2 separate regions of the Mus musculus genome follow, and region 1 is linked to region 2. Evidence: chromatin loops called from intact Hi-C (ENCODE). Cell type or tissue: left cerebral cortex. All regions are shown on one strand. Links, peaks and the distances in the headings refer to the core of each region. The heading gives the core; the rest is flanking DNA. Region 1 overlaps Amotl1 (angiomotin-like 1). Region 2 holds the start of Amotl1 (angiomotin-like 1).

What was found. Hi-C counts contacts between places; a loop is a spot of excess contacts. Peaks named below come from ENCODE experiments on the same cell type or tissue, not always from the same donor. Only the 100,000 strongest peaks of a DNase experiment are listed, where the experiment ranks them.
Region 1: it touches region 2 in a loop (4-fold over the local background); 2 of 42 quality-filtered maps call a loop at or near these places.

The regions. Positions count from the first base shown.
Region 1 is chr9:14,557,249-14,562,614 of GRCm38, reverse strand. Amotl1 (angiomotin-like 1) reads left to right here. Exons shown (of 13, transcript NM_001081395.1): 7 at 395-540; 8 at 4,007-4,156. Among named protein-coding and RNA genes, the nearest start is that of Amotl1, 55 kb to the left of the region's middle. In left cerebral cortex, for the core only: no CTCF peak of the experiment used is centred there; DNase peaks (open chromatin) are centred at 2,458 and 2,908.
Region 2 is chr9:14,611,174-14,616,539 of GRCm38, reverse strand. Amotl1 (angiomotin-like 1) reads left to right here and starts at 1,540. Exons shown (of 13, transcript NM_001081395.1): 1 at 1,540-1,806. The coding sequence starts at 1,758. In left cerebral cortex, for the core only: no CTCF peak of the experiment used is centred there; DNase peaks (open chromatin) are centred at 1,339, 1,804, 2,122 and 3,031; H3K4me3 peaks cover 1,780 bases; H3K27ac peaks cover 1,355 bases.

The DNA.
Region 1 (5,366 bases), core at 134-5,133, 54 kb after region 2:
CAAGACTTAATTGTGAGTATCAGAGTCAGTGTTGTAGAAAAGTGAGTCCAGGAGAATTTGGGGGCTGTTGGCTCCTGGGCGTATTTCCCTCTTCCTTCTCGCTGTGCTGGGATCAATCCTAGGACCTTTTGTGCATGCTTAGACCATGCTCTCCCACTGAGACACGAGCCAGTACCTTCTCTCTGGAAGCATGTCCTGAGTAGAATTAAGGTGGGCTTGAGACAGTTCTCACGTCACTCATCCTCCACTGTTGCCAAGCCGCAACAGCAGCTGCAGCAGCATCTCTCTGCCTTGTGCACAGTTTTATCTTCAGTCCTTGCCATAAGTAGCCTGACAGTGCCCCTCAGGCCCAGCATTTCCTGATGGAGCTAGCTCTATTTTTTCTCCCTTCCAGACAAAGAATTCTTGAAGGAAAAGGAAAAGTTGGAAATGGAGTTGGCAGCAGTGCGTACGGCAAGTGAGGACCATCGGAGGCACATCGAGATCCTGGACCAGGCTTTGAGCAATGCGCAGGCTAGAGTGATCAAACTGGAGGAAGAGGTGAGACCAGCATGGGGGAGGAGTCGAGCCCAGAGGACTCCCCTGTGGCTCCTGACCCAGCTACATTAACCAGAGCCACTTTATAGTTGCCAAGGCAAGGGAGGGAGAATTGTGGGAAACAACCCAGATGCAAATGAATAAAAAGTTTATCCATCATGGAACCAGACAGAATCTGAAATACAGGTATTAATAATATAGTCCAAGAGCCCACAGCCTGTCTATTGGTAGGAGGGGGCCCAGTGCTGCAAATGATTGACACGACCAGAAGCCACTGGTGTCTGTACAGAAGAGTCGCTGTGGCCGTCTTTGGGCTCCTGATTCTAAGGCAAAGGACGGGTGCAGTGGTGCTCAGCTGACCCACTTGCTTCCTGGTTGACTGTGCTGTAGCCCACATGCTCAACCCCGGAAATGCTGATTTAGAAGGTTATGATGAAGCCAACTTTCTAGCTTACCTTTGTAGCTGCATTGACTATCCCTTTAACCCCAGAGAGGAGACAGGAGAACCGTGTATAGGACTCAAGCTAGGGACTCTGAGCTGTAAGCTAAGCAGAGGAGGATGACAGGTGTTACCCCAGGGCTGTGCCCTCACCTTGTCGCTCCCTGTAGAGATGCCTGGCACATCTGCGATGGGGCAACTTAAGCAGACATCATCTTGGCAAGTAGATGGTCTTGAGGAGTCTGATGGACAGCAAGAGAACACATCAATACTTAACCTGGCACTTGGCACAGAAAGCAGCAAGGGCTGTGCCTGTTGGGTGCATTTTATCCCCACCAATCTTGTGTAAACGCTCAAATGCTAACACTAGCAGGAGAATCTTGAGGGGCAGCCAAAAGCATATGCCTTGTCATAGAAAATGCCCTTTGATCTTGTGGACAGGATGTCTGCTCTGAGCAAGGGAGGCCTGGATGCCCCTGGATGCCCCTTGTTCTCAATGAAATCACTTGTTGAGGCCTCCTCTTCGTGCATGAAGCTAAGGGAGGTTCTATGTTGTAAACTTTTATTGTGACCTTTTAAAGTGTATTATTATTGTGCATGCATGGGGGTGGAGCATACATGTCACAGAATGCTTGGGAGCTCAAGGGACAGCTTTTGTGTGAGTTCCAGGACTGAACTCAGGTTGACAGGCTTGCACAGCAGACTCTCACAGCGGGGCTCGGAGAGCAGGCACCTCTACCTGCTGAGCCATTGTGCCAGCCCTTTTGTTTGGTTTTAATATTCCTTATAGAAATGGAAGTCATTTATGGGCCCTTGATGGGCTGGTCACTAATTCCTGAACCCTGTCGTGGTCTTTGCTTGGCCTCCCCTGCTCAGCTGTGTTAGGCTGTTAGGCGGATGACTCAGGCACTTGGCTTTACTCCCACTCCCTGTTCTTTTATTGTTTTAAAATTTAAATTTATTTTATGCATCTGCATATGAAATCTGAATCACAAACAGCTGTGATATGCCACATGGGTGCTGGGAATTGAACTCTGGTCCTCTGGAAGAGCAGTGCCCTTAACCACTGAGCAATCTCTCCAGCCCTGCACTCCCTGTTCTTATGCACGTTTCTTTGGAAGGGTTTTGATTTGGTCCCAGGGTCTTAAAATACTTGCCTTGTACTAGTTTACCAGGGCTGTCACAACAGGGTTGTAGAGCTAGGCCACTGCCAGTGTGACATACAAGCTTCCCGGCTCACCAGCTACGTGACTGTGACCAAGTCATTTTGCCTCGTTGCCCTCAGCTTTCTCATCCCCCATGTAGAAGTGGAATAGGGCATTGCTCCTTGTCCCCAGGAGGGTGCGATGAGATGCACTTACAGAGCAAAATGTCTGGTACAGTAGCACTCTGAAAATGCCGTCTGGTAGAATGTCTGTCATGAATCATCCTCAAGGGAAATGCTCCTTGCCAGCCGTAAGGCTGAACCATGCAGGGATGGATCCACACACTTAAGGATCTTACAGCTGCTCAGGGATAGTACTCCTTCAGTTAACGTTACACATGGAGTACCTGCTGTGGGTTGTCACTGGCCCATGCATCGGAGACACACTGCTCGCTCTGACCAGCAGAGACGTAGACACACACATTCCATGGTGGCTGTATACGCATAGCTCTGCACACAGTGGTAAGAACGTCTGGCAGTTCATATGAAGCATTTGCTCCAAACCGCTAAGCTCAGGAACCTACCTAACAGACAGGTTCTATTCAAAAGCCTGCTAATGTAAACAAGCAAAGGCGCCCTGAGAGAGAATCACCCAACAGTCAGGTACAGCTGTAGCTGCCTGGAAGGCTTCTGTCTTATTGTGGTGGCGCTGGTAGTGTGAGCAGAAGTAGGCAGGGCTCGTGGCAGAGCTGCTGCACAGCTAGAAGCCTCCCTCAGCTGCAGGCTGCCTTGCCAGGCGGGCGTGTCGCAGCCCGCTGTGTGACAGTGCTTCAGCACTCTGCTGAGTCACTAGTAAGGCATCTATCTGTTCCACCAGGTGCTAAGAGACAGGAAAACAGCATCCGGTGTCTTCTTGCAGAGCACCAGATCCAGGAAATGTTTTGGCTTGATTTCTTGGCCCCAGTTGATTCCCAGGAAGCAGGAAAAACACCTGGATTTATGCACGTGAACCAGATTCCCAGGGCAGACAGAGCCCCGAGCACTAAGGGTTTGGCACCGTGGGTCATGGCTGTAAATCCATACCTGATGGTATGTTTATGTAATCATTTAACATTTTTTCCACTTCCTTAGGCATCCCCACAGGTGCTCTCTGTGTCCTTCCTGTCCCCTCAGGAAGCTCCTTAGCCAGAGGAGAAAGTCACTCCAGAAACTGCTGAAGTGAGACTATTGTTCACCAGCAAATATACAAATGAGTGCACATATGTGTATGCATACATCCAAATTATGGAGATAGAAAATTCCTCTAGTGTAGAAATAATTGTAGCATATTTGTTACATATGGTGTTTTTACTATATTTATCATATATTGCTTTTTATAGACATAATTTTTATTTAGTAGAGAAAATTCAGAACTACATTTCTTGTTGTTCTTGCAGAAATAGCTCTTCTACTACAAACATGACAGATACTTCTAAAGATTGTCCTTTCTCTTCTTTTCATGGATCTATGTATTCATAGCTAGACAGATATGGTTGTAATAATGTAAATAACTTCTGGTTTAGGGTTTTTTATTAAACTTTAGAGACTAGGCATTTCTATACACTAAAAGCTTTCTCTTAATCTCCTTTCCATTGGCCGCAAGTGCTATGATTATAAACCAGTAATGAGTCAGAAAGTACAGAGGTGTTCCCATGACCCTGTACAGGCAGAGCAGAGGGCCTCCCACCCCCAGCCTCCTGGCCACCTTGCTGTACCTGCCATAGGCTTCTGCAGGATGGAAAGGGTGGCTCACACTCCTGCAGCTCAGCTGGGGTCTCCAGCTTGTCTCCCACCCGGCTGCAGTAGTCAGTGGTGTCCACTCTGCAAGGTTTCACTCTCTTCTTCAGTTACGAGAGAAGCAAGCCTATGTGGAAAAGGTGGAGAAGCTGCAGCAGGCCCTGACCCAGCTGCAGTCAGCGTGCGAGAAGCGAGGGCAGATGGAACGCAGGTTGCGGACCTGGCTGGAGAGGGAGCTAGACGCTCTGAGGACACAGCAGGTGAGTGACAGGCTGAGGGACTGGAGAATCAGATAGAATGGCTTACAGATTCACCCAGAAGCCCCCTGGGAACTGTCCGATGGACTCGAGCACCTGCATGGCCTCCTTAGGGACTGGAGTCTCTGAGGTGAGGCTGGAAAGAAGGGAATGCATTTTAGGTGACCTTACATAGGGGACATTGATTTACCAGGCCTGAAGGACAAGAACACAGAGGCAGAGGAGGAGGACATGTAAAAGACAGGGCCTTGAAAGTGTTGTAAGGGCAGGGCAGCTAGATGCAGCTATGGAGGGAGAAGTCTGTGAGGTGGCTTCAGATGAAACAAGGGCCCAACTGTGGGAAGGAATTGGCCAGATGGAGAGAGTGACTTCTTCCTATAGTCAGTGGAGAGCAAGCACCTAGAACAAGGTTCAGGGTAGGGGAGCCTGCAATAGACCAGGGAAGAGGCCCTAAGGAGGCAAGTGGTAAACCAGGGGCTGCCCTGAAGTCTAAGTGCTGACCTTAGCAAGCCAAGGAAGACCTGCAAGTAAGGGAAAATAGGGGTCACACTGATCAATGAGTTCATTTGAGGGAACTCAGAGCCACCTGTAGTAAGACTGGCCATGAACTACAGTTCCTCCTGCGTCTCTGCTGTGTCAGCTGCTTGGGAAGCTCAACCGTGAGCAATGGCAGAGAGGAATGCCAGCCCAGGCACCATACATGTCTCAGCAAAGAGAATTCCTGCAAGAAACACCAGGCCAGGCAAGCCAGAGGCTCCTGCCTGGGCTGCTCTGAAGCTCGCCTGGCTTCCTAGGGAGGTGAGCGAGCTCTCTCTGAAGCTTCCAGGGGTGTGCACTGCAGGCTCCTTGGAATCATCTACTGTACAGGGCAGTGTGGTTGTGGCTGCACCTGAAAGCATGCTCTCGGGTCAGCTCAGCCCCAGTGCATGGCAGATCCGTGCATTCTTTCTGGAAGAGTGTCCTTGACCGAGGAAGACAGTGTTGCCAATATTTCCCAAAATGAAGAAGAATCCATCCCTGGCCTCCCCATCTTTTCTCCACAGCAGGTTCTGGTTTGTGAGGAAAGGCCTGTCTTCCTCTGGTCCCTGTGCTCAGCTGGCACGGGACAGACCCTGTTCTCCAACAGCCAGTCTCTGTTGCTCAGCTACTAAGACCTCCATCTCCCCACCGAGGGCAGTGATAGTATCGGACAGTAGACCTTAAGACCTCTGGC
Region 2 (5,366 bases), core at 66-5,065:
CTCCCTTCTGGGGGAACAGAGTAGAGGTGTTAGGATGTGTAGACTAGCCCTCTCCCCCCACTCCCAGTCATATCTCTTCTCCATATCTATAGTCTGTCACATCCCAGATGAATCAGTGAAGCAGTTGACACCTCGATGACTGTAGGACACAGAGTCAGCTGAGCTGGCCCTCAGCATTGACGCTGTGTGGTAGGAAGCAAATGGGTTTCCACCCTTGGCTTTGCTACTGAACTTGTTCTGTGCCGTTAGGGAAGTCCTTGCACAGCCGGGTGGGAGTTTCCGCACTAGCCAAGTGGAAGCTGTGTACGTTTACCGTTCAGTCCTTCCCAGCCCTGCACTTTGTGACTGTCCACTTACTCGTGTTGTCTCTTCCTTTGCAGTGAAAACTCTTTCCTCATTTATCAGCTCTTGCCAAGCACCCTTGGTGAGAAACCTTGCCAATTCCCTCCAGGCTGCACTGCTGCTTGCTTGCCCAGTGCCTCCTTTTCCTGCACATCGGATCTCTGCCCCTTCCCCCTCTACACAGAGCTGGTCTCTTCTCTCTCCTGTCCAGACTCTTAACAAGAGGGGACCTACTGCCCTGTTCTTTTCTGTGCACACGTCCTGGCTTTGTGTGTTCTACAAAGGCAGGTGACTTTAACGAAGCCTGTGCTTGAGAAATAAGTTCAGCAATTACATTTGGGCCTCTGTCTGAGAAATCAGAGGGCTGTCATGGAATCCGGCTGGAACACTGGGGGTGAAGCGGTGAGCGGGTGAGTTTAGGGAGATGGCACAAGCCAGACATGACCCCTGCCCCCATGGCCAGGTAAGAAGAGAGAAAAGAGGAGCCAACCGTCAGAAACCTTGATATGCCCTAACCCTCCAAGTAGGGGCTTGGGCAGCAGCCACTGGCCTCTGCTCTCAGAAGACAGACCAGAAAGGTCCTAGTGCATGGCTTCAGAAGACAGTGAGTGTAACCTCGCAGAGGGCTGGGCAAGGAGCGTTGCTTAGGGAAAAAGTCTGATTTCGAAGGCGGGGCAGAGTCACAGACTTCAAATTCTTTGCTTCTGTTTGAGCAGATAGCAGCCTGAGGGTTGTGGTCACAGGATGTACAGTCCTAGGAAGCCATTGAACATTTAAGGCTGTAAGGAAGGTCTGTTTAGCTAGCTGTTCTGTTCCTCAGTGGAGCACATCATAGCCCCTCCTATCCTGACCGCCCCACCTGATAGAAGTACTAGGGCCTGGGGATCGCTTTCACCTGGAAATTCCACTTAGAAGAAAAGTTGGTCCTAAACCAAACCTAGCCTGGAGTTCGGAGGCATATTCCAGCAAAGGATTCTAAGGCATTCAGATAGAAATGGTGAGTGTGACAGGAATTCAAACGCGGATAGGGGACAAAAACAAGGGAGCCAGTCTCCCTTTTTGGTCTCAGGGAGACACGTCAGCCTGAGTCCCGGCAGTTTCCGAAATCCCGGGAGGGGCGACGGGAAACTGGGGACGGGCTCTAGGGCCCCGCGGCCGGGGCCGGGGCGGGGTGAAGTGTAGGGTTACAGGGATCAGACCAGCGACCCTCCTGGGTAGCACGCTGGCGACTGGGAGCGCGGGGCGCCCAGGGACCCGGCAGCGGGGTGGGGTGGGTGGGACTGGAGGGGGAACGGGGCATCTCTCTGCTGCCCGAGTGCAGAGGCACCCTTCGCCGCGCCTCCCAGCCGCCATCCCCCTGCCGCCATTCCCCTGCCGCCGCGTTGCCCAAGCCAGGATCGTCCCATGATCGCCCCATGCGGAGGGCAAAGTCGCGCCGGGGACCTTGCGAGCCTGTGCTTAGAGGTAATCAGCTCAAGCCGGGGGTCCGGGAGGGCTCCCCCTGACTGGGCCGAGAGGTCTCCGCGGCTGCTCCCGAGAGCCCAGGCTGACATCAGCTCCGCACCAGATGTGGGGACTTGGTGAACCAGATTTGTGCTGGGGCCTCAGATTGTCCTGTGAGGGATCCAGAAGGTTCAACAAGACAAAAAGCAGAATTCGGTTCAGAACTACCCTCCGAGTGCCCAGTACCCCCGTGGGGGATTCCCACGGGAGGCCAAGGACTCGGGTACGCGTGCGGGCCCCTGACGCGGGACTGGCATTTCTCCTGTGGCTGGCAGGTTGCGGTCCCGGAGGATCTGGAGGCTTGGCGGGTGCCGCTGCTCTGGCGCAGACAAAGGCGCGCGGGGCGCCCAGCCTGGACCCCAGGACGCGCCCCGGCCCGGAGGCTCGGGCCTTTCCGCCCTGAGCCTTCTTTGTTCTCCCCAAACAAGTTTCTTGCACAAATCAGGGGTAGGATCCGGCTTTCCCTGGCCTGTTGGCAGTGCCTTGGAAAAAATCTGGTTTCCGGGAGGAAGCACAAACTTTCCAAGGGGGAGCTGGTTGAACTTTTTTGGAACGTGACATTTGTGGCAGACAGGAAAGTGGAACCTCGGCCCGTGACGGCCCCTGACAGTGCAGGGGACCCACTGGTGTTAGCCTTAAGTAGCCAGGCTGGGAGATGAGGTCTCACCTTCTCCAAGTCCCCTGCTTGGGGACCTCAGAAGACGAATCCCGGGCCTGTGCCCCTATTTTCTGCCTCCTTTTTTCCCCCTGGAAAATGTTTGCCTTTCAGCTCTTGTGGTGGGTGTATTGTCTAAATGCCTTTAAGTAGGGATAGTGTGTGGGTTACCTGGACGTCGGCTTCTGGAGACAGGTTTCGATCTCACGGGGCCTTGATGCTTACATTTTGGATGGTATTTGGTCCTTCGGCCCCTCTGCTTCCTGCCCATGGTTCTGTTTCCCTACAAAGACTTAAAGTTTGGCGGGCTTTGCTTATTAAAGTCCTTGGTGATGGTGGAGGATGTCATGCCTCAGAGGTCCACTGAACTCCAAACAGTGTCAACTTGTTCACCGAAAGTGCTCACAACTAGAACTGGGTAATATTAAACAGCTACAATTCCAGAAGACTCTCTTTCAGGGAGTGAAAAGTCAGGGCTTGAAGTATGGAACGCTCATGGTTTCCTGCTTCCAAAACTAGGCTGTGGATCCTGCCAAGCTGGCTAAGATTCTCCCTGGCTGCCTACCACACAGGGCCCAGGTTGTGTTGCCCAGTACTTCAGGATCTCTGGGATTCAAGTTCTTAGAATAAGAATGTACTTAGGTTGAACTGTGTGGAAGAAGAGCAAAGGAACAGACTGCATAGATTTGAACAGAAAGAAAACCAGCAGGACATAGAATAGAAGGTTCTAGAGACCTCTTGTATGGTGGGGCTCCTGATATATGTGTGTGTGTGTGGGGGGGTGTCATATGTAGTACCTTCTGGTTCTAGAGACTTCTTGTTTGCTGGGGTTCCTGGTGTGTGTGTGTGGGTGGTCATGTGTGGAACAGGACATAAAATAGGTTATAGAAACCTCTTATTTGGTGCTGTTCCTGGTGTGAGTGCATAGTTCCTAGGTGAGCTGGTTTTGTTTCATCTTGCATGCCACATTTTTTCCCTATGAGGAACACCTTTGTCCACCTAGAGGTGGCAAGCAAGGAAGAAGTTGCTGTCCCTGTGGCTCCCTTCCTCCCCCTCTTCAGAAGAAGGCACTGTTGTCTAGGTGTTTGCAGTTCTGTTCAGCTGTGTGCTGGAAGGTGTCAGCAGACTGAATAGTGTGTGGAGACTGTGCTGGAGGGTGTCACTGTGTGCTGGGGGGGGGTGATACTGTGTGCTGGGGAGTATCACTGTGTGCTGGGGGTGTCATTGTGTGATGGAGGGTGTCATTGTGTGCTGGGGGGTGTCACTGTGTGCTGGAGGGTGTCATTGTGTACTAGAGGGTGTCATTGTGTGCTGGAGGGTGTCACTGTGTGCTGGGGGTGTTACTGTGTGCTGGAGGGGGTCACTGCTGGGGATGTCACTGTGTGCTAGGGGGGTGTCACTGTGCTGGAGGGGGGGTCACTGTGTGCTGGGGGTTGTCAGTGGATTGAAGAGTGTGTGGAGACTGAAGCGTTTAAAAGCATCTTGCAGCAGCAGCAGCACATGAAGGTAGAAACCTGAGTGCTTTTCTGGGAAGGTCTCTGTCTGCGTGTGGAGAATGTTGCTTCCAGGCCACTTGTCCAGAGCTTCACTGGATGGCTGTGCTCTTTCTGGTGTCCAGACCCACCCAGATGTGTGACCCCAGAGGCCAGCAGGGAGGTGGGGGCTCTGCTGGGAGAAGGGAGCTGCCGAAGTGCATTCTCTGGATGTACATTGTGTCTTCTGGGGTGCTTGTGGTGTTTGTGAAAGTGCTTTGAAGAAGATAACGCCACATCGCACAGGACTTCAATGCCCAGTGACGCAGATCAAGGGAACACAGTACAGGGCTTTGATTTTTCAGACCAATTTGTTGAGCTCTGTGAGAACTGCTAATACTTTGAATGTTTACCAAAGTTTTCTCAGATAGCATTCTTTCCTGCCTGGGTTCTCTGTGTGTCTGTGCATATGGAAGCCCAGGCCAGGATCTTTCATAGTATTTTGAATGTTTCCCTAAAATTGGAGGGTTCTTCTCACTCAGAATTCAGAAGATGACAGGATCCTTGAAAAGCAAGGGTCAGGCAGGGCAGGTCAGAGGATGTATTTGATTACAAAGTTTGCTGGAAATTGTTGTCTGAGGTTATTGAGGTTTTTTATATTTGTTTGCCTAGAGATTTTTTCCTGTTGGTTTGCCTTTGCTTTGTCTTAGAGGAGTGGTTCTATGTACACCTGGCAGTGGCAGATGGGTCAGTATACAATATTTTTCTGGAAGAAAGCCATTGGTGCTCTTGGATCTTGTGCTGGGTCCAGGAAGAAACCTGTCACTTGTGAAACCCTAGGGGACAGTCATCAACAAGCTCTGGGCAGAACTCCCAGCCACCCCAAGAGGCTCAACAATCAGGAGTTTTAGGTTTTGGTCTTTCCCCTTTTTGTTTAGGAGGAAGTGGCGGAATGAGAGTTAGGAACTTGTCCCTGGTAAGTCTCTGAGCGCAGCTTTTTAAAGGCTGTGTTACTGAGCATGTTCGACTCGTTTCCCCCTCTGGCCAGCACTGCAGTTTTAGGCCAGCATTTCTGTTTGTCATCTTTAAAACGTCTGTGGTCCACCCAGTCTTCATTAGAAATTATGATGGCTTCAGAGAATGGTGAGATCCAAGGTACCCGGTCTCCTCTTCTGGTGACTATTACATCATTATGGTGCCCTAGCAGAACTCACATGACACAAGTGCAGTCCTCAGAACCTATCCAGGGTCTTTGGTCTGCCTGCACACGTTTTGTGCGTGCACCTCCCATGCACTGTGAACCCAGCCCCATGTCAAGGTGCAGAGCTAGTCTCTCTCTGGGGGCTCTTCCTGTTCCCCTAATATGGTGGCACCAACATTTTCCTCCCACCCAC